Regions from separate parts of the Homo sapiens genome. Here region 1 is linked to region 2. The links are chromatin loops, found by intact Hi-C in ENCODE. Cell type or tissue: gastrocnemius medialis. All regions are shown on one strand. Links, peaks and the distances in the headings refer to the core of each region. The heading gives the core; the rest is flanking DNA.

Evidence for each region. Peaks named below come from ENCODE experiments on the same cell type or tissue, not always from the same donor. Only the 100,000 strongest peaks of a DNase experiment are listed, where the experiment ranks them.
Region 1: it touches region 2 in a loop (4-fold over the local background); 5 of 110 quality-filtered maps call a loop at or near these places.

Annotation. Positions count from the first base shown.
Region 1 is chr12:93,986,518-93,997,391 of GRCh38, forward strand. LOC105369912 (a long non-coding RNA gene) reads right to left here. Exons shown (of 3, transcript XR_001749263.2): 2 at 9,815-9,887. Among named protein-coding and RNA genes, the nearest start is that of PLXNC1, 160 kb to the right of the region's middle. In gastrocnemius medialis, for the core only: a CTCF peak has its summit at 4,734 (motif pointing left); a DNase peak (open chromatin) is centred at 4,744; H3K4me3 peaks cover 447 bases; H3K27ac peaks cover 727 bases.
Region 2 is chr12:93,761,702-93,772,575 of GRCh38, forward strand. All of the region lies in intron 2 of CRADD (CARD and death domain containing adaptor protein), which reads left to right. Among named protein-coding and RNA genes, the nearest start is that of CRADD-AS1, 29 kb to the left of the region's middle. In gastrocnemius medialis, for the core only: CTCF peaks have their summits at 5,694 and 5,893 (motif pointing right); a DNase peak (open chromatin) is centred at 5,335; H3K27ac peaks cover 1,651 bases.

The DNA of each region.
Region 1 (10,874 bases), core at 968-8,967, 220 kb after region 2:
AAGAAAGAGGCAAACCATTTGTTCATACATTAATGATATTTTGTTTCTTTACTTTAAAAAATGCCCTGTGGTCATTTATATTCATGAAAATTTACTGACACATTAGTATATCAAAGGCTCTGAGAAGTCTTGCAATTAAGAATCTGAATTATCTTTGTTTTATCTAGTATTTCTCAAACACGTTTCAAAATGATAATTTTCATCTCCCTTCCCCACTTTACACACGTAAGTACCCATGAAGATGATTAGGGTAAAGTGGTCTTAAATAATAAAAGATATAACAAAAACAATTGAAAGTATATTTGTAACATACACATAGCTTTGTTGGATGGATGTTTCAATGAGGACAACAGTAGTTTGAATGCAGTATGCATTTTTCACATAACATGGAAAGTAGTGCCATTTTGCTCTTTGTCTTGCAGTTGGAATATGAGATAACCCATGCAGAATAGCTACCAACTGAGTCTGTCTGGCCAGCATTTACACAGATACAGTTGCACAAGTGGCCCTGTACAACAGTTATCCTTGAATTTGATTTGTCAAGATGGTTTGTGTTATTACCTCTGTGGTATCTTGATTTACCTTGGGTAGTGGCCAGTCCCTTAAGTTAATGTTGGCTATTAGCCCATTAGCTGTTACATGAGTTTACTGTCAGTGGGTGTGGAGGGTATGATTATTTGCCGATGGACTTGTCCACAGCTAGAGGTAATATGTACCTGGGTGTCTGAACAAGTTTTCATGAGGGATCATCTAGAAACGATTGGAAAACAGCACCCGAAGCCACATGTGCTCAGTTTGGCATGCAAAACCTTGCATACTAGATTCAGTAGTGGGGGCAACAGGTGATGAATAATTTGCAAACTGGTAAAGTTTTAGTTGGACCTGATAATATTGGGAATCTTCCTATATAAAGATACAGAATATTCATTATTAACAATAAAAAAACAGACAATAGATAAACAGATTTTAGGCAATCTAAGAAGAAAATTTAAATATTCTGGCTCTTTTTTTTTGCCTGTTTTACTTTGGATTGTTGGTATTTGGAGCAATGCTGGATGCCACGACTCAAAATCATTATCATTGCTTGAGACTTATAATTTGTTTAAGATTTGCACCACTTCAACATAAATGGCTGGTTTTACTAACATTCCACCTGAAATTCTGTATACTTCCATGGACATCTTAAAAAAATACATATCCACAAATTTGCTCAGCTTAAGGAAAAATTGGAAAAAACTTAGATGCCCTAAAATAGGGAATCCTTTATTATATTACATTCATATATGGTAACCATTAGTGCTGTCCACCAAATATTTCCAATTCTCCTGCTGGACACATAGTAGGATTTCATTTCTTTCCCACCTTAGCTTAAGTGAGGCCATGTGACTAGCTTTAGCCAAGGAAATGTGAAAGGAAATACAATGTGGCATCCAGGCAGAAACTTTAAGAGCCAATGTATCACCAAGGCAATCCTAAGCCAAAAGAACAAAGCTGGAGGCATCACACTACCTGACTTCAAACTATACTACAAGGCTACAGTAACCAAAACAGCATGGTACTGGTACCAAAACAGAGATATAGATCAATGGAACAGAACAGAGCCCTCAGAAATAATGCCACATATCTACAACTATCTGATCTTTGACAAACCTGAGAAAAACAAGCAATGGGGAAAGGATTCCCTATTTAATAAATGGTGCTGGGAAAACTGGCTAGCCATATGTAGAAAGCTGAAACTGGATCCCTTCCTTACACCTTATACAAAAATCAATTCAAGATGGATTAAAGACTTAAACGTTAGACCTAAAACCATAAAAACCCTAGAAGAAAACCTAGGCTTTACCATTCAGGACATAGGCACGGGCAAGGACCTCATGTCCAAAACACCAAAAGCAATGGCAACAAAAGACAAAATTGACAAATGGGATCTAATTAAACTAAAGAGCTTCTGCACAGCAAAAGAAACTACCATCAGAGTGAACAGGCAACCTACAAAATGGGAGAAAATTTTCGCAACCTACTCATCTGACAAAGGGCTAATATCCAGAATCTACAATGAACTCAAACAAATTTACAAGAAAAAAACAAACAACCCCATCAAAAAGTGGGCAAAGGACATGAACAGACATTTCTCAAAAGAAGACATTTATGCAGCCAAAAAACACATGAAAAAATGCTCATCATCACTGGCCATCAGAGAAATGCAAATCAAAACCACAATGAGATACCATCTCACACCAGTTAGAATGGCAATCATTAAAAAGTCAGGAAACAACAGGTGCTGGAAAGGATGTGGAGAAATAGGAACACTTTTATGCTGTTGGTGGGACTGTAAACTAGTTCAACCATTGTGGAAGTCAGCGTGGCGATTCCTCAGGGATCTAGAACTAGAAATACCATTTGACCCAGCCATCCCATTACTGGGTATATACCCAAAGGACTATAAATCATGCTGCTATAAAGACACATGCACACGTATGTTTATTGCGGCACTATTCACAATAGCAAAGACTTGGAACCAACCCAAATGTCCAACAATGATAGACTGGATTAAGAAAATTTGGCACATACACACCATGGAATACTATGCAGCCATAAAAAATGATGAGTTCATGTCCTTTGTAGGGACATGGATGAAATTGGAAATCATCATTCTCAGTAAACTATCGCAAGAACAAAAAACCAAACACTGCATATTCTCACTCATAGGTGGGAATTGAACAATGAGATCACATGGACACAGGAAGGGGAATATCACACTCTGGGGACTGTGGTGGGGTGGGGGGAGGGGGGAGGGATAGCACTGGGAGATATACCTAATGCTAGATGATGAGTTAGTGGGTGCAGCGCACCAGCATGGCACGTGTATACATATGTAACTAACCTGCACAATGTGCACACGTACCCTAAAACTTAAAGTATAATTAAAAAAAAAAAAAAGAGCCAATGTATAATTTTTTTTCCCATGGTCAGTTTTTCTTCTACCTGGGTCCTGGAGTGAGAACATTATGTCACAGAGCCGATCCCTAACTGATCTGCAATTGACACATAGAGTGGGCAAGAAATTAAAAATTGTTTTATGTCACTGAGATTTTGGGGTTATTTGTTACTACAGCTTAACCCAGACCATTCTGGCTGATAGGCCACAATGGGACACTAAACAGTTCACGAAAATTACATAGTAGAAAAATGTCAGATGATAAAGGACAGATACAGGTTATATATTCAGTAAAAATTGCAAGTTTTAAACAAGTATTGGTTAATCATTGAAAAATACATATGAAATGGAGTTTCCTGGGATAGACTGGATCTTTAGAATTCTGAAGCTGAAAATAATTCAATGAAAAAACGTGTCTTTGGTAAGTGTCCATCAACATACGGATAAGCAAAATATGGCGTATACATGCAATAGAACATTATTCAGTCTTAGAAAAGAAAATCTGACATGCTACAACATATGAGGACATTATGTTAAGTGAAATAAACCAGTCACAAAAAGATAAATGTTGTATAATTCCACTTATATGAGGTATAAGTGTAGTCAAAACCACATAGACAGAAAGTAGAATGATGCATGCCAGGGACTGGAGGAGACGGAAATGGAGAGTTGGTGTTTAATGAGTATAGAGTTTCAGTTTTACAAGATGTGAAGAGGAAAACAAATCATTCCCTTTTCCTGGGCTTGGGAGAGGGCTTTGGGTCTCTCCTGCATGAAATGGAGAAGCCTGATGATTCCTGGTGTTGAAGAGTAAGCTCACCCTGGCCTCAGAGATGTCAGTTGGTGGTTGGGTGGGAGCCAGCCTCAACCTATGATTCTAAGATTAGTGTGGGGGCTGAGGCCCTTGGTCCCCTAAAGGTTTGTTGTAAGATCACTAACATGAAGCAGATTGATGAATAGGAGAAAAGGCACACACATTTATTTCACATGTATACATGGGAGGCTTCAGAATGAAGACCCAAAGAAACAAGGAAAATTGTCCATTTTTATGCTTAGGTTCAACAAGGTATGGACAGCCACGTAGAAATATGATTGGACAAAAAGGGTCTGATCTACTGTGAATAGACTGAGCAGGGAGACTCCACAAGGCCTGTCTGTTCAGGTTCTTCTTGGTCTCCCTGTGTAGCTTTCCTTCCTTCTGGGTATGGGGACTTTTACCCTCTCTGGAATGGGGGCTCTCTGCAATGGGTGTCTTCTGACCTACAGTCAAACAAGGTAGGTCAGATCATTTATTTCTGGCCCGTTTTTGTATGGAATATTTTTAGGTGTTTTGGCTGGCTTTCAGGAAAAGGGGTTCTGGTTTCTATGCCTCGCCTTGGGGGAAGAGGGATTCTAGTTTTTATGGCTAGGCTTGGGTTGCAGGGGAGGGCGGGAGAAGATCAGAGAAAAACTTTTGCTTCCGTGGCTGCTCTGAGGCCTTCATTTTGGTGTACAGTTTTTTCAGCCCCAGCATTAGCCATTTGGTCTGGGAGCTGGAGGGCCTGTGTTGCCGTTTAGAGGGAAGAGCCAAGGAAAGAGTGTGTCCCTTCCCAAGGCTCTCATGGATGTATGAGGACCAGTCAACAGCGAAGGGTGGCTGACTGTGACAGAGCCAGCAAGAGAGGATTCAGTCACAGAGAAAAAAATGCAGGCCCCCAGCCAGGGTCCTCCCGCAAAGTATGACAATTCAGAACTACTGGGGATGATACAGACAACATTCAGCCTCCAGTGTGTGTTCCTGTCTCTCCCTCTAGAGGACAGTTCTCGCTCTCAAAGTGCGCTCGGTGTGTCGTGTCGCCATGGTAAAAAGGCAGGAGACAGCAAACGCTTGATCCGAGCTGCACCATGCCTCGTTTTCACTCTCCCTGAAGACAAAAGAAGGTGGCAAGTAAGGAAAGCTCACCCCAGGGAGTTTTCTCGGAGAACACAAGCGGTCCCAACAGGGTAAAGGAGAAAATAATTATCTGGAAAGGTTGCAATTAATAGTATCAGGTTTAACCTTTGTGCTAATATGGGAATCTAAGGCACTAAGTCATCGCCTAAGACCTAGTGCTCTCTGTACGACAAAGCTTTAGTCTTATAATGTGGAAGTCAGTGCTTATTACATCCAATGCCTGAGTTCCCAGCGGACAGAGTTCCTTCTCAGGCAGCCGGCCAAGGACACCAGAAATTAAGCAGGGGTCTGTGGCTCTGCCGTCTAGCTATGACCAAATTTAAATTTGTGCTTTTTGCCTTGCCTGCCAGTGAACCTGCTGCTAGACTGAGATGTAAATGCCATTTCTGGTGTACATTAAGAAAATGTGAAACAATTAGCTCAAAGCCGTGGTTATGGAGCAAAAATATTAAAAATATAAGTTAGAAAATCCTTGTGACAATGTTCATGTGAATGGTGAGGGTAGGGAGTCCATTGCATATATGTGTGTGCATGTGTGGAGGAGTACGTGTGTTGAATAAATATGCATAAAGAGTGCATCAGCAGTAGATCCAAGAACTTATGTATGGGGGTGGGTGTGGAAATCCACATTTTAGTAACATTTTTTCCTTCTTCACAGTCAAGTGACGTTTCTTCAAACATCTGTTCTGTGAGCAAAGTAGGGAGGGACGTACATCAGTGTTAAGTGCTTGGGAGAGGAATTCTGGAGGAACACTACCCACTTAATTTAGCTCAGCTCTATGAAAGATTGCAGGGTTTGGGACTATTTCTAGCCACATCTGAGAGTCTGTGAAAAGTGGAAGTAAAGTCATTAAGCGGAATGGGCATTTATACATTTGGTAATTTGTCTTGAGTCAGAAAGTCTAGACACTCCCCTGGGAATGGGGGGAATGTGGGCCATGGTTATGACCTTCAGGACTCTGGAAACAGGAATGACAAAGACCTGGAAGGTCCTGAGGCAAATGGGCTCAATAGATCTTTTTTTTTATTTGAAACAGAGTGCAGTGGCACAATCTTGGCTCACTGCACTCTCCGCCTCCCAGATTCAAGCGATTCAGCTACCTCCTGAGTAGCTGGGATTACAGGCACACACCACCACGCCTGGCTAGTTTTGTATTTTTAGTAGAGACGGGGTTTCACCATGTTGCCCAGGCTGGTCTCGAACTCCCAGGCTCAGGCTAACCACGTGCCTCGGCCTCCCAAAGTGCTAGGATTACAGGCGTGAGCCACCACACCCACCTTCTTGGTGAAGGCACATAAAGCAAAATGAAAGCCCACTGGTCTGGTGTTCAGACACAAGCCAGGCCTCACCCGACTTGGAGACAGGCAGCCCCAGCCAGCAAGAGAGTTACAGACCTCAGCTAGATCTGGGGACCACCAGTTTCCTACCAGGGCAACCTGAGAATGTACTCTCTCTGTGCCGCAACTCTTTCCCCTCTCAAATAGGCACAACCATTGTAACAACCAGAAGAGCTAACATGGATGAAGAACTTCCCGCGTACCAGGCACCATAATAAATGCTAGATCCATGTACTCTTCTTGATAATCCTACAATGTAGTATTATTATATTTCATTGATTCTAAGATGTTCTTTTTTTTATATTTTAACATTCTCTGTTATCAGGATGAATAATTGATAAGAAAGCCTGTAAGTCATGGTTAAATTTTTTTTTAAGAGACAGGGTCTTGCTATGTTTTCCAGTCTGGTTTTAAACTCCTGGCCTCAAGTGATTCTGCTGCTTCAGCTTCCCAAAATGCTGGGATTACAGGCATAAGTCACCGCACCCAGCCAGTCATGATTAAATTTATACTTTTAAATCTTTTTTAGTGATATATAAATTGATGATGTGTTAGATTCAGTGAGGAAACTGAGGCAGAGATTTGAAAACTGAGGCACAGGTGGGCTGAATAACTCGCCTAAGTTCACACAGTTAGAAAGTGGTAGAATGAGAGTTTGACTCAATGCTGTTTCTAGAGTTGACTTTCTTCTAAGGTGCTAGACTTCCTGGTCCCTCCACTTACCAGCTGTGTGATCTCAGGCAAATTCCTAACCTCCCTGTGCCTCTGGGATTTTTTCATCTGTGAAATGGTGATAATAATATTAGCAACGGCTTCATAGGATTGTTGTGGAGGTTAAACAAGTTTACATATGTAAAGTTCTGAAAATAGTGCCCGACATATGGCAAGTATTCAATAAACTTTAGCTACAATTACTTTTTCTTCTTCTAAAGAGAAAACCAGCATCACTTGTTACGTATAGAAGACAACTGGAAAAAAGAGGGTTGTAACTAGCAAAAGGAGAATAAGTTCATCTCTGTGTCCCTAAAATCGTCTTGGCCCCAGGACAGGTATGCTTACCATATTTTGGGAAATGGCTTTTTGTTCTATCTCTCAAAAATTGAGAGATCAAGTGAAAGCGAGATGGGGGAAAGTGGCTGAGAGGGAGTGGCTGTGAGAGGTGAGGAGGGAAGGACAAACAGAAGGACAAGGTAGGGCAGCAGATCTGGGGCTGCCCTGGGTTTGCTTCAGAAGGTGGGAACAGCATGGTGCTTATGCTGGGGTGGCCATAGCAGTTGGAAGGAGCTATACTGACTGGAATGAAAAAGAGTTTCAATCTGCAGGTTGCAATTCATTAGTAAGTTATGGGATGAACTTGGTGGGTCACAATCAGTATCTTTAAAACTATAGGAGCAGAGGCCAGGTGTGATAGCTCACACCTTTAATCCCAGCACTTTGGGAGGCCAAGGCGGGCCTGATCATCTGAGGTCAGGAGTTTGAAAATAGCCTGGCCAACATGGTGAAACCCCATCTCTACTAAAAATATTTTTAAAAATCAGCCAGGAGTGGTGGTACACACCTGTAATCCCAGCTACTTGGGAGGCTGAGGCACCAGAATCGCTTGAACCCGGGAGGCAGAGTTTGCAGTGAGCCGAGATTGCACCACTGCACTCCAGCCTGGGCAACAGAATGAGACCCTGTCTCAAAAAAACAAACAACAAAAACAAAAAAAATACAAGGGAAGGCAGGGGAATGCAAGGGAAGGCAAAGTAAATATCAGAGGATATCATATGTAATAACAATACATATTGTTTTATTGAACTTGTATCTCAGTTAAGAGTGTATAGATGTGTGTAATGGGTTGAGATGTAAAAGGTTCTCCGTGGGTCTCAGTGCAAAAGTTTGGAAGCCACTGGACTAAAGCAAAGATAAGATTAGGTGTTGGCTGAAAAATAAATATACAGTATAAATTTAAAGTAATATGTTTTATATTAACAACCAGGGACCCCTGCTTTCTAGTGTAGCTTTCTAGAAGCATTCAGGGACCGTGACACACCACATGACATCTGTAAAACACTCTCCCTTTCTGCACCTCTTGGCCTTGGGGAAACTACTCACCCCCGACACCACCCCTCAACCCTGCCCAGATCCTGGGCTGACTTTGACTTTGCCTCTCCTTGGCTCAGCCACTTTGCCTTAGACCCAATTCCTGTCCCTCTCTCCTGCATCTTTCCAGATGTCCAGGATAAGGGCCAGCTTTTGTTGATCCACACAGCCTGGGACTCCACACAGGAACCTAGTCACCTCCAGAGGCTGAGCTGTCCTCTTTTGTGTTTTATGTAAGTGTTCTTGAAATATATATGACAAGGAATGACAGTGAATTGGAGAAGTAACACTCCCCAGTAGTGATAGCAGCTCAAACTCATGTGGGGCCTGAGTCTGAATAGGCTCCAAATCATGGGTTGGGTGATGGATCCTAAACCAAGAATTATGGCTCAGATTGGAACCAGGTAAAACAGCTCTGAAAGAATAGATCTAGCTTCATTTATACTAAAAAGTAAACAGAGGCAAGTATTAAATCTGAATCAAGTTAACATTGTTTAAAACATACACATGCGGCCAGGTGCGGTGGCTCATGCCTGTAATCCCAGCACTTTGGGAGGCTGAGGCGGGTGGATCACCTGAGGTCAGGAGTTTGAGACCAGCCTGACCAACAGGGTGAAACCCCATCCCTACTAAAAATACAAAAATTAACCAGGCATGGTGGTGGGTGCCTGTAATCCCAACTACTCAGGAGGTTGAGGCACGAGAATTGCTTGAACCCAGGGGACTGAGGTTGCAGGTGAGCGGAGATCGCACCACTGCACTTCCTCCTGGGTGACAGAGCGAAAAAAAAAGCACACATGCAAATTTCAGAATAATGGGATCAAAATGCCTTCCAAAAATTTCGGAAGCTTTTTCTCTGACAATACTGAACAAGGCCAAGTCCAAGTGGTATGAAGCAACTCTCAATAAGATGCCTGGCACAGGACCAGCCGTTGCTTCCTTCCTAATGTCTATACTCATCAAGCCACATGAACTTGTGGCTTGATACTTGAATAACTATTTTTAAATTATTTTTGACCTGCAGGTAAAACAATAACTGGAAATCGTCAGTTTGCATCATAGGGAGGTCCCCAGAAGAAAAAGAAGTCAAATCTTATCAATATGTAAAAATGGAGGTGATCAGCCTGTTTTGCAAAAGATAAATGAAACATAGACATTAGCAGACTCATTATAATTCATTAAAATTATCTCAAGGTTAAAGAAAAGACAAAACCTGGGCATCATTGAACATGATAAAGACTTCACATGCAAGAATTCCCATAATGAAGGCATTTAAAACACAGCTACTACATTTGTAAACTTATGTTGTTTGCAATTCAAGTATACCTTATTATTCAGTGGCTTCTTTTTGGTCACTATTACATAAGTAACTTTTTCATTAACTATTTATTCTTCTTATTAATAGAATATATCCCTCACTTTTAATTCATTTTTGAACTGATTTTTATATAACCTTTTACAAATTTCCCAGAATTTTTAGAAACCTAACTATTGAATAAATTGAGACATGAATATATTACCTCTTAAGTCTTGTAGAAAACCAGGTCAAAGTTGGCAGGAGACAGGAGAAGAGGTTGGCCAAATCCCTGGGGTCTAAAAGGGATAAACAGCAAATTGGTTTTATCCTGAGGCTCTGTACCCAGGACCTGAGCTTAGAGGAGGCCCAATTTCTTCACAGCCATTCCTCAAAAGCATTCCTGGAACTCCCTACTTGTAAGCTCCTTTAGGGCTTGTGCACATTCTCTGGGATTTTCTTGGAAGTAGCCAACCTTCATTCTTTTCAAAATGGCCAAAAGTCAGTTGGATTTAGATCTGGTGGATCAGGTCAAATGCATTTAAACAAGCTATGACTTTGAAGTGACAAGTCTGTCTTTCTCATTTAGTTCATAAACAGACCGTGTAGGAATAAACACATCAGTTCCTTAAGGGACATGGAAAATTGTGTGGTGGGTGGGGAATAACTAACAGAATTATTAATCTTAATGGCATGCAGCCATGATTAGAGCTAATAAAGTTGATGCCAAAGCTTGACTTTAATGTTTAACAACAAGGAAAAATTAAAGATAAGGAATAAATTCTATCTCTTCTAATAAGAGCTAGATTCCAGGACAATCAAAAATTCCAAGGAGAAGAACCGAGAGCCAGAAAGATCTCCCAGAAATGTTCCCTTCTGTAGGTAATTCCTCTTCCCTCTCAGGATTGAAAAATAACCAACCTAAACTGGGGAAGGGCGATGGAAAAAGGAAAGAAAAGTTCAGCCCTTTCTTTGTTGATGCAAATCACATGTATAATATCAAAAATTAGAAAATAAAGCCACTCGTAAGCCTGGCATGGAGAGATAAACCCTGTTAATATGTTTGGGCATATTGCCTTCAAAATGCTGATATATAACATATTTGTGTAATTCTGTATTTACTTATATATGTACATATAAGTAGACATACACACATAAAATATATTTTTCTTTTAGATGGTATGCTATGGATGCTTTTTAGTAATTTTGCTTTCTGTTAATAAAATGAATATTTTACATGTCAACAAATATATACTTATTTTATAATTTTAGATGGCTACTTCACA
Region 2 (10,874 bases), core at 1,209-9,208:
ATGGACTCTCTGCCTTATTTTCAGCAAAATTCACTGTGTGACCAAATTGGTATTATGAGCACTAGTTTCATTTCATGACAAATAGGAATAGAGAGAAAATTCTCAATAATTTTCCCAGCTTTAATTCTCTGTTGCTCAGCATGCTTTGAGCCCTGATGGATTTCTTTCGATTTTTCAGAAGAATCCTGCCTATGCTTTAATATAAAGGAGGATGAATACGGCAGATTCAGAAAATTGTGGTGTCAAAGGATGAGCTTTGCTTTCCTGCCATCTTCTGTGCTTTGTTTCCTTCCAACCTTAAAGGAAATACTACCCTACTTCAATAAAAAACTAAAACAAAGATTCAACTCAGCAGAAGGAAGAGCCCAATAAGCTTAAAATAAATTTGCAAAGGCTAATAACTGGAAACCTTTTTTAAGCTAAATAAAAGCCTTGTGTTTAAAGTGATAGTCTGCCTTTTCTGGTCTGCATCATGATAGCTTCTAAATAAAGAAAACGGGCCGATGTTGTGAGTAATTGCAGCTGCTACTCTGGGGGTTACATCAGGCAAGTGATTTGTCAATAAGAATTTATTGTCTTCATTTCTGGGATGAGGCTGAGGGCAATAAGGAATTCAGAAGGCTGCTTCCTTGTCTTTAAGGGGTTTGTAGTCCATTGGAGAGATATGTCTGGCTTTCTTGAACCAGTTAACAAACAGTTACATTAGATGTAATTGGAAGCTAACTTATAGAGATGAGGGCAGTAGACATTAAAAGAAAGGAGAGGTCAGGCAGGAAAAGCCATGAGGTCAGTAAAGGCCTCATGGGCAATAGGGCTTGCCTGGCAAATATTTGGCTGAGGCAAGTTGGAAGTTGAGCTGGACCTTAAATGATATAGAGACCTTTATTTACCGTTATGTGCTAATAGTTAAAATTTACTTATTTGGGACTGCTAACATATGCTCAAGTTAAAAATGCCAAAGGTCTCCTTTCTATTCCTGCCCCCAGTCCCTCAGTTTCCCTTTCCAGAAGCAGTGCTATGACTCCTTTCCTACAAACCCTTCCAGATACAGTATCAAACTTTTTTTTTTTACATATATAGCATTTCTTATTTTTTTATTTGTAAAATTTGTCCTTTTCCAAGTGCTAAAACAGTAAAGAACAGGTAAGCTAAATAAAACAAAAACAAGTCAACTTCCCTGTGGGGAGGCTAGAACAGTGCTGGTCTCATTGACTAGTGGGGAGCAGTACATGAATGAGGTTTGCTTTTCCTAAGATATTTGCCTTCTCATTGATTGGAGTATTGGTGGCTAAAACGTAAGCAACTCTGAACCCTCTAGCACTTACAGAATGGTGATAATATTGTGTTGAGTGCTATACTATGCTAGAACTTCACATCTGTTTTCTCACATCTCTGTAAGGTGAGCCTTTCCCTCCCTTGACAGATGACGAGGCTGGAACTCAGGCTAAGTTAGCCTGTTGTAGGCCAGACAGCAAATAGGAGGTAGAGCTGACTTCTGACCTGACCTTTTCCTACCATATTATGCTACCCCTCTGGATCTAAAGCTCTTGGTTCTGTATTTCTAGTATCATTGTTGCTGTTTTCTTTTATGGCTTTACATACTGAGTCCTTGGTATGAACTTGGGGTGACCCAAGAGAAAAAAGTGAGTGGAAACTAACTTCCTCTCTATTAAAAAAAAATCTGCTCAAAGGAGAAGGGCAAATTCACAGCTCAGTTTCAGGGGGCTGCAAGTCAAGTCAATATTTTCTTCTTTTTTTTTTTCATGTGGATAAACTGCCTCCCTCATTTTGAGTTTTCGAATCTGAAATAATGAGAGTCTAATGAATAACAAATATATACCTCTTTTTCTTCTTTTAATTCTTATTAGCATTTTGGATTCAAGTCTAGAAATTCCTCTTCATTTTTTTTTCTTTTTTGTCTAACATTTCTTTTGAATAAAGAGTATTACCTACTTTTAAATGCAAAAAATGGAAAATTGGGAAGACATTGTCTTCTTGCTTTTTGCAGAGGCAACATTTTTATTAGTGTGCATATGTGTAAGTTTGGCCCCAGGCTGTGCTCACAATCCCCAAGCCCCTGGCAGAAGGGGACTCCAGGGTCCCCCCATCTCAGGGATGACATGTGGGTCAGTATAGTGTCAGGATGGTGATGATCCACTGGCTCTGAAACCACAGAAATGTTCATCAGTGTCTGCTGCCGCCTACCTGTGGCCTTCTTGTTAAATGAGAGAAATAAACCCGATTTCTTTTGGTTGTTCTATCATTCCTGCAGCCCAGAAACAAAGAGAGGGTATGACTGGTTCAGGGAATTTTATTCAGTCTGGTGGGCAGACAGAATGTGAAGAGCCAGCCAGGGTCCCAAGATGATGCTGGAGCCATTAGCACGGCTTACATTTTCAAAGGTCTTGTAAATCACATTATGGTTTTAGGATGTTTTTCCTGGGCAGTTATTTTAATCAGGGGATCAGACATGATCAACTTTTTTTTTTTTTTTTTTGCTTAAGAACGATCACTCTGGCTGCTCTGTGAGCAGTGAATTGGAAGTGACAAGACTAGGGGCAGGGAGACCTGTTTGGAGGCTATCGCACTAACCCTGGTGAGAGGTGGCCATGGCAGAGTTGCTGGAGGGAAGGGGGAGAATTCTAGAAATGTTTAGGGATACAAGAGAACAGGGCTTGATGTGGGAGATGAGAGAGAAGGAGGACTTTAGGGTAACTTCAACATTTCTTGTTTGTGCAGCTGGTTGGTTGGTGGCGCTTTTTGGTTGACAAAGGGTATACAGAGGATGATTTCTTAGTCCTCTTATTGATAGATTTTAATACAATAAAGTCATCTCGAAGTTTCAGATACATTTCTTCATGCTCTTTCTAGGTTTTTCTTTCTTTTACATGTTTCATGGGTGGGGGAGGGTTTAAGAGTCTCAATTGCTCTGGAAATTGACCTTCCTGCTAGGGAAGAGATGGTGGTATCCTTATGACAGTTTTCTTCCAAATTGTGGAACGCTTTGTGGTATTTAGTAATCATATTTTTGGTTTTTTTTTTTTGTCTACAGGGAGTGGAATTACTTTCATAGAAATATATAAAAATTCATTTTTTCTCTCCTAATTTTTTTTTGTGATACATTTTTCTGTAAGGAGGAATTATAGGACTTAACTTTCTATGAGTGTGGTAAAGAGGATAAATACCTCTGTATCCTCTTTATATAAATGAAAGGCATCTATCCAGTTTTGAATTATTTGGGGAAAAAAATCCCATGGAGGAATGAACTCGAGATAATTAAATTTCTCCAATTCAGAAACTCTGAATTTTTTTTTTTTCTTATTAGGAAAGTGGTTGAGATATGGCTGAATGGAAATTTAAAATCTTGAGCATGGTTATACATCAGAAACGTAACATGTAGTCTAGGTCCATTCCAGAGAGCAAAAAAGACTCAATATTTTTGACATTATTAATGAATAGATTGATGCATTTGTTATGCCTGCAGAGAAACATTATTTTATCACGAGTTGCCTGCAGCTCAGAGAGTAAAGGGCTTTTGGAAGAGTTATTCAGAGAGAGGTCAAGGGGGAGTTACTGGTTTTTTGTTTTTACAAGGAAGTTTTAGTAAATCATATTAATAGTAATAATAATAATGATGATGGTGTACATTTGCATAGCACTTGGCAGTTTACACTGCTCTTTAGAGTGCGGGATCCACGCAGCTCTCTGTGAAGTAAGCATTTTATAGGTGCCAAAACAGATTCACAAAGTGTACCTGAGGTCATCTGTTTCCTGGAGCTGTAATTTTTCCCAATAATCAGTAATATTCCCCATGCATTACAATGGTATCCACAATGCAGCTGTGTGGGGAGAAGGTAAGCCTCTTTATTGAGGGTGAGAGGGCATGAACCGGCTCCTGGGTGCGCCCTCCTAGGATTGAGTTAGAGTTTGCAATATTAAAAGCACAACTCCAGTCACACCTGTGGATGGTAACAAGATGCTAGACTGAGCACGATAGGCTATTTCTCATTTTTTTTTCCTAGTAAAATTTATTTGTTCTTTGTTCTCATGTCTTCTGTTAGCATTCTTTGGAAAGGCATTAGTTAGTGCCACAGGTTTTAGAAAAAAACTAAGGGAAAAATACTAAAGCTGAGAATGTTTTATTAAGTTTTTTTTTTTCTGTGAATTAGTAAAAGACTGTCATGTATGATTTTAGCAGAATACCTTGATCCAGATTGAGGAACTCCAACCAGTAATCCTGGGAGGCATAATTTAAGAACCGCTAACAGAAGCATTTTGAAAGTGATTGAAATTGACATTCCTTAAAAAGGTAGTTTATTGCCTTCTGAGGAACATTTGTTTAGCTCTTTAAATTATTCATATTTGAAGGGAAAGCATTCTACAAGAAATCTTATTTTTGAGATATAGCTGGTAAATATGGAAAACTCAAAACGCCTGCCTGTTCTACTTGTCATCGTTCATCCTCTGACAGCTTACACCAGTCAAGTTACTAAGTCTCTGGTTATTTTTGAGACTCTTTCTCCCCAAGCGTTCCTTAGTGAATCTTAAGATTCTGGGATTTAGCTTAGCAGACAGGCTGTGCCACCATGCAGTGTCTTCTTTGGCCCTCCCTGCCCCATTGCAATGTCTTTTACTACACCTTATTTAGCCAAAAATGTGCAGTCCTTTAGTGATGAGAATGTAATAATGGAATACTTAAAGTAATTAAAGATACTGCTTTTTCTGATTGAAACAAAAGCTAATAGACTTCCAATTGTCACCTGTCACAGTGTACTTTTTTGGAGTTGCCCTTTGAGCTGTGTTATCTGATTTGAACTTTTCAAGCTTCCTCTGGCCACACTGGGATTTTTCTCTGGCTATGCCCTGCAGTCCCTTTACTGAATTGGCAGTGCTCCTAATGCTTTTCTCTAGCTTTCATTTGACCTTCAGTAGAGGTTAAAATTAACTTCAAGGTGAAACTGGTCCTCGTGATTGGTCGATTGCTTCTCTTTCTTGAGCACTGCACCCATTTCAGAAGACAGATGGTTTTAGTATTAATGGCATCAACCATCCTTTGCTGGAAGATAAAGAGTCAGACTTTCTATTTGGAATGTAAGCTCCTTGAGGGCACTGAGCTTGTTTATTCAACCTTCTATTCCTAGTGCCTAGAACAGTGCCCAGAACACTGTAGAAGAAGATGTGTTGATTAAAGGAATGAAACTTTCCTATAGGGACTCTCAAGAGATAGCTGGCCTAACTTAGAATAGAAATGTGTGTGCCAAGGACTCGTGGTTTCAAGAAACAGATACTCAAGTGGGTGTGGACACATTTCCAGGATGTTCTCCCTCTCACATGTACCCAACCAGACCCTCGGGCCTTGTCCTTTCTGTCTGGTTCTAGGGAAAAAGCCCATTGCCTGTGCTTTCTAAAATAATAAATCTCACATTCACAAAGGATCTGGTTTCTGCATGTTTTTCTGCATGTTCCAAGCTCCAGCCATGTGCAAGTGATATTAACAAATTTATTTATGATTTGTTCGTATCCTCCTCCTTCCAGAGATTGGTTGAAATATTAAACTGTTCATTTCTATTCTTCACTTCCTTTAAGCCTTAATTGGAGCCACTTCTTCTATTGGATAAACGCCTTCCCTGGTTGGCCTCGTTTCTCTCAGGTCCCTTGTTTCACTTTGTGTTTCCTCAGTTGCCAGTAGGCTGTGCTGTGATGCTTTGCATTTATTTGGTTATATCATGTATACATTTATTCTGTGTCCTCTATTAGATACTCTTGTCGTTTTTTAAGCTAACATTCATTGAGGTTTATTGTGTGTCAGGTCCTGTGTTTAGGGCTTTGGATCCTAAATTATCACATTAATTTTCACAGCAACTGTTTGCAGTAGGTGGCATTATCCCCATTTTACAGATGAGAAACCTAAGTTTTAGAGGAGAGACACACCCAAGGATGTACACCTAGTAAATGGCAGAGCTGGGGTTTGAATCTTTATGCATTTAATTTAAAAGCCTGAATCATCACATTTCACACCCTCTTAGAGGAAGGCAGGGTTCATGCCATCTGCTTCCTCCAACCACCACCACTCTTCAGCAGTATACCACAGAATGCTGTAAGCTTCTTATGACCTGAAAAGATGTATTTTAAATGCAATCAATACAAGTCTTCTGAAGAAATACACACAAGCAAATTCAATTCAACACCACCAAAAACTCCTTCAATTAAGATAAACCAGTATTGACATTTTGGAGTATATCTTTCCTTGTTTCTTTTGCAAAGAATTAAGTATATACATTGGAAACACTCTTAAGGCTTAATGCATTCTGCTAATAAATTTCTCCTTCTTAGAACCAAAGTTGTGTGCTCACTAAGAGCCATTTGTTTTTTTCTTAGTACTGTTTATGCCAATCGAACTTACTGTAATTCTGTAATCTAATTAGATATTACGTAAACCAATGAAATATGAGTATAAAAATAGAGTTGTTGCCACTAAAATTAGGTTGAATGCTTTAGCAAAATGTGATAAAAACAAATCTCTAAAACAATTGCTCTAGAATTCAGAGTAGGTGGAACAACTGAAAGATTTGAAAATAAATGTTAAAAGTCACAAAGGATTCAACATTCATATTGCTTCACAAGTGTATTTAAATTTTTGTTTCATGTTAAAGAAATTGAAACTGAAAATAGAGAAGAAGATGGATTATGGATATGATTTATGCAGGAAAGATTATGTGGAATTCTAGCCAGCAAATACTCAAGTCCTCAGTGTTAAAGTTAAAATAAAATGTTTTAGGCAGCAGGTGGTTTTTTTTTTTTTATGAATCCTCACTTTCACTAGCTTTTGAAATTAAGCAATTAACTTCTGATCCTAAATGTGTTAGATAAGAATGCTTCTACTCTATATATCTCAAAAAAGAATAACATAATTTGCTAAGCAGCTTTTTTCATGTAATATATCATGAACATGTTTTCAAGCCAATAAATATGGATTAAAACATTTTCTGGCAATATAACGTACATGCAGAAAAGTACACAGATCCTAAGTGTACAACTCAGTTTATGATCACAAAGTGAACACATCCATTTACTGCCCTCTACTTAGGTCAAGCAACAATATTCCCAGTACCCCCAGAAGCCTCCCATGGCCTCCTCCTCCCCACCAGAGATAATAGCTACTTTGAATCTAACATTATAATGTTTGTTTTGGAACTTTACGTAAATGAAATGTCTGTAGTTTTTGATTTTTTTACTTACTTTACTCAATATTTGTTTGTGAGATTCATCCATGTTTTTCACATGTATTATTTGTTTATTCATTCTCATTGCAGTTTATTATTTCATGTGAAAGAAGATACCATAATATTTACTCATTCTGTTGTTTTTGTTATATACTTTATTTATTTTTTTTTTTGGAGACAGGGTCTTACTCTGTTGCCAAAGCTGGAGTGCAGTGGCACAATCTCAGCTCACTGCAATCCCACCTCCCAGGTTCAAGTGATCCTCCCCCAAGTTAGCCGCCTGAGTAGCTGGGACTACAGGTATGCGTCACCATGCCTGGCTATTATTTTTGCATTTTTTGTAGAGGTGGGGTTTCTCCACGTTGCCCAGGCTAGTTTCGAACTTCTGGGCTCAAGTGATCCACTCGCCCCGCCCTCCCAAAATGCTGAGATTAAAGGCATGAGCCACCACTCTTGGCCCACCATTCTATTGTTGATGGCCATTGGGGTTGTTTCCAGTTGCGGGCTATTATGAAAAATGTTGCTATGAACATTCTTGTACATGTCTTTTGGCATACGTGTGCAGTTTTAAAGTTGTTCATTTGTTTATATGCCTTAGGAATGGAATTGGCAGGTGATAGGATATGTGTATGTTCAGCTTTAGGGAATACTGTGAAAGTGGTTGCACAAATCTACAATCCCATCATCAATTTATGTGAGTTACTGTTGTTCCTTATCTTTGGCAACACTTGGTTTGGTCTGTCTTAACTGGTTTTATCCAAACTGGTAGGCTTGTTATAGTCTCTTGTGATTTTAATTTGCATTTTCCTGTTGGCTAATGAGCACATTTTCATATGTTTATTGACCATTTGGATGTCTTTTGGGTGGGCATGTTGAAGTATTTGTTTAGTATTTGTCTCTTGCCTACTTTTCCATAGAACTGTCAGACATTTTCTCATTTATTTGTACTTATATATTCTAGATGTAAGTTCCTTTGTTGGTTATATGTGTCAGCAATGTCTTCTTCCACTCTGTGGCTTGCCTTTATTGCTCTCTTAGTAGGGTTAATGGAGCTTCCCAATTTTAATGTTGTCCAACTTACCAATCTTTCTCTTTGTTGTTAGTACTTTTTGAGGCTTGTTCAAGAATCTTCACTTATGCCGAAGGTCATGAAGATATCCTCCTATGTTATCTTTTTTTTTTTTTTTTTGAGACGGAGTCTCGCTCTGTGGCCCAGGTGGGAGTGCAGTGGCGCAATCTCGGCTCACTGCAAGCTCCGCCTCCCGGGTTCACGCCATTCTCCTGCCTCAGCCTCCCGAGTAGCTGGGACTACAGGCGCCCGCCATCACGCCCGGCTAATTTTTTTTGTATTTTTAGTAGAGACGGGGTTTCACCGTGTTAGCCAGGATGGTCTCGATCTCCTGACCTCGTGATCCGCCCGCCTCGGCCTCCCAAAGTGCTGGGATTACAAGCGTGAGCCACCGCGCCCGGCCCCCTCCTATGTTATCTTTTATCAACTTTATTCTTTTACCTTTCACATTTAGATCTACAATCCACATGGAATTAATTTTTGTGTATGTTGAAAAGTTAGGGTTAAGTTTCATTTTATGCTACATTAATATCCAGTTGCTCAAACAGCACTTACCAAAAAGACCATCCATTCCCCATTGCTCTGCCATACAGCCTGTTCCATAACATAAATCAAATATCCATATATGAATGGGTCCAGCTGTGGACTCCTTATTCTCTTCCACTGGTGTATTTCCCTTGAGCTAATAACACATACTTTGATTACTGTAGCTTAGTAGACTGAGGACTACATCTTCTTCTTTTCACCAGTTCCTGGAGATTCTTGGTTATTCTTGATCCTTCACATTTCCAAATGAAAAGATTAGAACAGCTTAGAACAGCTTGTCAATTTCCACAAATACACACAGAGACACACTCAGATTTGCAGAGATTTTTAATGAGATTGTTTTAAATCTATAGATCAATTGCTTTTACAATCAAATCTCTAAGAGAATTGATGTCTTTGCAATATTGAATCTTCCTCTTTGTACATAGAGTATCTTTCCATTTATTTGTGTTTTCTATAATTCATTGAAAGTTTTATGTTTTAGTTATTTATCTTCAACATAATTCTTTCCAATGGCTATAGAATATTTTTTGGTTAACATAAAAATTTATTAATTAATCTCCTTGTGTTGTAAACCTAGGTTGTTTCTGTTTTGTTTCATTGTTGTAAATAATGTGATTATGAACATTCACAAGTATACATATTTTAGTGCCTTTCTGTCTCCTTGGAATTGACTCCTGAAACTGGAATTTCTGGAACATACAGCTTGCACCTTCATATTCCCCAGTGAGTTCTATCATTTTAAACTCTCTCCCAGAGTTATAATAGGTTCCACTCTTGTGAACCTGGAGAATAACTCACTGTATTTTCCATTTGAATTTTTTAATTACTATTGACAGTGAACTAGTTTTCATCTGGCCATTTGTAGTTCTTTTGTGAATAGCCTTTTCATGGCTTTTGCTCAGTGTTTTTATATTTTCCTATTACTTAATAATTGCTCTTTCTATACCACATATAACCCCTTGTCACGTGTATTTACAAAATATGTCTGTGTGATAAATGAATTAACCAGTATACGTTTGTTACTGGAGTGGAACTTTACAGAAGAGCACAAAAAGAAAACCTTGTTAAGCCTGTTGGAAATGTGATTATTCCCTGAATGTTTATGTCCTTTGCACATTTAGGAATATCATAGCAATAATGAACTTAGTAGTAGGGACAATCAGCAACTAAATGAAGTAGAAGACAGATAATATAATTGCATGGGAAGAACATAGAAATTAGATCCAGAAAACTGGGTTCTAGACATGACCTCACTGCTCTTTACCTCCATGATCTTGATTAAACCATATATTCTCTCTGAGTCTTAATATCTTCATCTGTATAGTGGGTGCACTTATACTTATTTATCTTCCAGGTCTAAGATGAGATCATATATGAAAAGCAATAGTGCAAACAGTGAAAGTTATACCATAGAAATTATAATGCCAACAAATATAGTGTAAGTGTGGCAAGTTGAATGTATGCTTTATTTAAATTATCGTCTTTTGAGGTAACCTAATTTATAAAATATTCAGCCTAATGGCCATCATTCTGAGTCTGTGGTTTGTGAGTTTGTACTAATTTGCATGACTCCTTTTAAAAAGAAATGGTTTGTTGTTTGAAAAAATCAAGTTGACATCCTTTGTGACTGTTCAGAGTGTGTTTGTGGTTTATTGGCTTCTAGGGCATTAGGTTTCTGTCTCCCATATTGACAGTCTTTATGAGCTCGTTAGCCACTGTTCTGGTAAAAGCCATTTTGATCTGTGATGAGGGCACTACATTAAAAGAGTATTGAAGTTGGAAATCTATATTTTGGTTCTTTCATTAGAATGTGCCCTTTACAAAAGAGGCAATATGAATTTGCATTGCAAAGGATTGCTTATTTCTTTTTAGAACTCTTGAAGTCAGGTAATTTAATTATGTCTATGCCATAGCCTTTTATCTTCCTCTGCAAAGAAACTCTCTCTTCTGACACCTCATATTGGAAGCCGGTCTTCTTATCCCCAGAATTAATTAACATGCAAATACTTGTCTAGAGATATGGGAACAGTGCT